Regions from separate parts of the Homo sapiens genome. Here region 1 is linked to region 2. Evidence: read pairs that join two places in POLR2A ChIA-PET (ENCODE). Cell type or tissue: MCF 10A. All regions are shown on one strand.

Region 1 (2,500 bases), 170 kb before region 2:
GTTAATAATTTTATGTTCATTTTTATAATAACCTGTATAATTTCTGTATGCCCTGCTAGACTGTGTGCTTCACAAGGCCAGGGATGATGTCTGTTTACCATTATTGCTAACCCTTGAGCACTAAATATTTGTCGAAGGAATGAAAAAATCACCAGGCATGGTGGCTCAAGCCTGTTATCCTAACACTTTGAGAGGCCAAGGCCACGGCAGGAGGATTGCTTGAGCCCAGAGTTCGAGACCAGCTTTGGCAACATAGTGATACCCCATCTCTACAAAAAAATTAAAAAATTAGGACATGGTGGCTCATGACTTTGTCCCAGCTCCTGGGGAGGCTGAGGTGGGAGGATTGCCTGAGCCCAGGAGATCGAAGCTGCAGTGAGCCAAGATAACACCACTGTACTCCAGCCTAAGCGATAGAGCGAGACTTTGTGTCAAAATTGACAGATTCACACTGACCTTCAAGTCACTTTGGTTCTTCTGCAAAGCAGAGAGATCCTGCTGGGTGGTTCTGCCTTGGTGGCCTGCCAGTGCTCTTTCTGCCTGTCCTACCCAACTGCAAAGATCCTCCAGTTGCTGGTGACAGGTATTTTGTTGTTTCTGCAGGGTCTAATTAAAATGCAAAGGGGTCAAGAGACATTTCGTAATTCACATTTTGCAAATACAAGAAACTCCCTGAAATGTAAAACAGGAAGGTTATATCTCAAGGATGGAAAAGTTGGTGGGAGACTAGAATAGGAAAAGACATAGAAATCATATTCGGAAAGCTCCCCTCATTTGGACAGTCCATTGATCTGGGTCTATGGATTGGATAATCAGGATAATTATGAGAATGTTTCTAGTTCAGGTTTTGGTTTGAGAGCTCCTTCACCAGACTGCTGTTATTATCTTTGGAAATGGAGAAGAAAGAGCCCAGATGCTTGAAATCCACACATGATAATGGTGATGATAATAATTTAGTGGTTCTGATCAATCCCTCCACTAGAACCAGAGATTTGCTACATAATATGCAAAAGTAGAAGAATTGGAGTAGAAAGAAAAATCAAAGACCTGGATAATTCATAAGTTAATCGAGCTTCTTAATAATTGAGCTGACTTTATAAATCAAATGTCTCATCAATCCAGAGACTCATTAAATAAAATGATTACACGCCAGGCATGAAGGGCTAGATTTGGCTATTTTGAGAAGGAAAGTGCCCAAGAATAGCAACTGGCTCAGTCCTTTAGGTGTCTACACTAATATCAAAGGAACAGGCCAGGCCCAAGGAGAGAGAGGGAATATGTTTCTGTGCCTGATCCTTTCTCTAGATTTTATCTCAGTTGTATGACATTGAAGCACCTGACTGAGCAATTGAGCATGATGTGTTCTCCTGACCATCCTTCTAAAACCATTTTCCACCAGTTTCTACCTTCTGATGGCGCTTTAGTCACCTGCACTTACAAACAGGTGCCCAAATTGGCCCTCTCTCCCCCTCTTTAGGACAAATAGAAGGGCTCTGGAAGAGAACTCCTAAGAGCTCTTCAGCTGTAAAACAGGATCTTCATGGGTTAGGATGGGTGCAGACTGAATCTGAAAAAAGCAAAGCAAACAAGTTAACACAGAGACATACACACACATCCAAGGCAAATATTGAGAGAAGCAGAGCATTTCTGACAATAACAAGGTTAATAAGCATTGTGGAATTAATTACATGCTCAGGGAGAATGTTCACATGCAGTTCTATCACCTGCTGCAGCTCAGGAGTCTACCCTGAATCTGGGCTGGGTCTTGTCTTAATGTGGCTCAGATGAATTTTACTTCATTAATTATCCAAAGGTTATATCATGCTATATAAACTCCTGAATGCGAGCATTGCACATGCTCAGTTTTCAAAGGTAACCTAAAGCTTTCCATTAATATATCTCAATTTCAATATAGTTGAAAAAATGAGACAGTAATACAGGACATATGGCACCAACTACCCTAATTCCCTTAAAGTCTGACTCAAAAGCTCAATTTTTTGCACAACATTTAATAAAGGAGCCCTTGAGACAAATTTTATGGTGATAATGACAATTCTAATATCATCTTGCTATATGCCAACTTACTATTCAAATAGCAGAAATGGCATGAACATCATTCTGGGTATTCTAAGGTTTTGATGTTACTATTAATGTAATTATGTTGAGTTGAGCTTTGCAAGAAGAGAGTTGTGATGGAAGATGGTAGGATGGTTAGTTTTTTGTTTGTTTGTTTGTTTGTTTTAGTATCATCCTGCTTCTACATACTGTTTTCCATGATTGAATAAGCGAATAAGCACTGGGCACTATACTGTGAGGAAAGGTGCAAGAAAATAATATTAATTCTTAAAGAGCCAAAAATTAATACGATTCTAATAAAATTTCCTTGTCAGCCACTTAAGGATTGTCAAGGAACCTTATGGTAAATCATTTGAAATAGATTAAATAGAATGAAACTGATTTCAGAACCCTTCTCCTCAAGAGCTCAGGGTATCTAGATGTT
Region 2 (2,500 bases):
TGCCACCACACCTGGCTAATTTTTGTATTTTTAGTAGAGACGGGGTTTCACCATGTTGGCCAGGCTGGTCTCGAACTCCTGACCTCAAGTGATCCACCTGCCTCGGCCTCCCAAAGGGCTGGGATTACAGACATGAGCCACCGCGCCTGGCAGCATAACTTTAAACTATAATATATAAACTATACAATTAGCACTGGGAAAAACAGGCAAAAGGCTAACCGAGACAGTCTAAATTCTACCATCAACTCTGACCTCTTTGATCACACATAATTGAATGCCTACTGTGTGTGTGTCAGGCAATGCTCTTTACATATATAACTCTAATCCTCTCTAATTCCTATTCTTTCAGGTAGAAATTATCACCTCCATTTTACAGAACAGGAAACTAAGACTTACAGAGATTAAGTAATTTGTCCAAGATCACATAGCTAATAAGTAGCAGAGCTGGAATTCAAACCCAGGCCTCTTCAATTGCCTATCTAGTGCTTTTTCCACTAGTTCAATGGCATTCCAGTATCCTGACTCTCCCATGTATGGTTCATCCCAAAGACTTCCAGAAACAGAAGATGCAGAAGGGCAGCTAAGTCCCACCCCAACTCTGTTCTGAGTGGAGCAAGTTTTCCTAGAGCAACACGGGGTCTGGGGAAAGAAAGGAAGGGGTGGAATATGAGCAAAGACAAAGATGGACATCAGAAAATAAGTGTGTGGGGGAGTTCACCTTGCAGCTAAAAATGAAATTGAATAAGGGCAGGCAGCCCTGGCTAAGATAAGATGACTTCAGTCAAAACTGCAAACAAACCCTTTTCCTGATGACATCCATTTCTCCCCTGTAAACAGAAGTTAAAATATCACTTAATCACTGTTTAATCATTCTCCATAAGTTCACTGCAATTTAACTCCTTATGTTCTGACTGCCTCCAGCATGCTCCTAGACAATCCAGGAAAGGAACTAAAGAGACCATCAAGAGGCGGCTAAGGCTGACAATAAAGCAGAAAGAAACTTTCAATACGCATTAAGTCTCCAAAACCATTTTACCAGTTAGAAATTTTTTATATTATGATCACAAGCCACCTGATCTCTTGGCTTTCCAATCTGACACCTGATTCATGCCATAGCCATGCCTCATGAAGGAATTCCAGGAGTGAGACACCAGACCAGAATTTCACTCCTGAGGGTCAGGACTTTAGGACTGCTGGAATGTGCCCAGTAAAGACGTGGGGGTGTCTGGGCAGCTGAAAGCCTCCACACGGGAATTCAGTAAGGACAACTGCTGAACCCTGGGTTATGGATTTAAAAATAAACCTCAGTGACCCGCATGCCTTAAGAATCATTTGGGAAAGAACGTTGCTGAATCCAGCAACTATGTGCCCCACTGGGGTGAACTACAGAGAGGGAAAAAGAGAAAAATGCTTTTACTACCCCTTTCAAGGAGTATGATAGGACAAAAAGACAAAGGAAATCCAAAATTGGCTTCCCCAAGAGCAAAGACTTACAAACTACCTGTATTTCTATATTTCTTATATTTTAAGGTTTCAGGAAAGGTGTTAGTACATGTGCACTGTCTGTGAGGTACTAAGATTATGTTCAGTACATAAACGAATGAAAACCACCATGGCACATGTATACCTATGTAACAAACCTGCACATTCTGCACATGTATCCCAGAACTTAAAGTAAAATTTAACCAAAAAAAAAAAAAAAAGAATGTTGAAAAGGAAAATTACAATGTAAGGTAGCACACTGGCTGACCTTTATGGGCTTACTGAGGACACAAATATAACCTCATACTCCTCTCCTGGAATTTGTAAGGAGAAGACAATGGGGAATAAAGATTTCCCTGACAGCCTAAAGATTTCCCTGACAGCCCAGATTCTGCGGAAATCCCCCTCTCGGTGATCCCATTTCTCAACTTGATTGAAATAACTACCACCCAGATTCCTGGAAATTGCCATTTTACTTATTCAATGGGGAGTTTTATTGCCATGGCAGTGCAGCTTTCATAGCTACAGGATTTCAGCATTATGCTCACCCAAATGATTCTTAAAACTTAAGAGTCACTGAGAAAGGCCTAAGGGCACTTCAGAAAGCAATGGCTTTCCCATTCACCACAGCTTCTGGTATAGATGGCAAAGGAAATAGTGCCCGGAGCAAAACTGAGATGTTTCCCAGTTACCTCTTGGAGCTGACTCTCTGAAAGATGGTTATATTATCAATGCCAATCAGAAACTAGGCATGGAGATTACAGTCCTACCTTCCTCTATGAACACAAATACGCCTGCCCCCACCATCATCCCTCTCTCCATTAGCAATAACATTTACGAATGATATGTGGAGTGGCTCCTGGACCCCTCTCTGATGTTCCCTTTTTGCACAGCAAAATGATGACAGCCAGGGACTGATGATGCAGTTATTTGTACATTAGGCATCAATCTGGAAAACTCCTTCTATAGAAACAGTAGTTAGGCCGGGAAAGGTGGCTCACGCCTGTAATGCCAGCAC

What was found. ChIA-PET counts read pairs that join two places held together with the same protein. Peaks named below come from ENCODE experiments on the same cell type or tissue, not always from the same donor. Only the 100,000 strongest peaks of a DNase experiment are listed, where the experiment ranks them.
Region 1: POLR2A ChIA-PET joins it to region 2 with 5 read pairs; 2 of 35 experiments call an interaction of 5 or more read pairs at or near these places.

What each region holds. Positions count from the first base shown.
Region 1 is chr1:39,347,584-39,350,083 of GRCh38, reverse strand. It overlaps MACF1 (microtubule actin crosslinking factor 1), which reads right to left. Exons shown (of 101, transcript NM_001394062.1): 42 at 457-606. Among named protein-coding and RNA genes, the nearest start is that of BMP8A, 140 kb to the left of the region's middle. RefSeq lists an enhancer at 2,279-2,500. In MCF 10A, no CTCF peak of the experiment used is centred here; no DNase peak of the experiment used is centred here.
Region 2 is chr1:39,177,385-39,179,884 of GRCh38, reverse strand. It overlaps a transcript of MACF1 not described here. Among named protein-coding and RNA genes, the nearest start is that of MACF1, 26 kb to the left of the region's middle. In MCF 10A, no CTCF peak of the experiment used is centred here; a DNase peak (open chromatin) is centred at 1,144.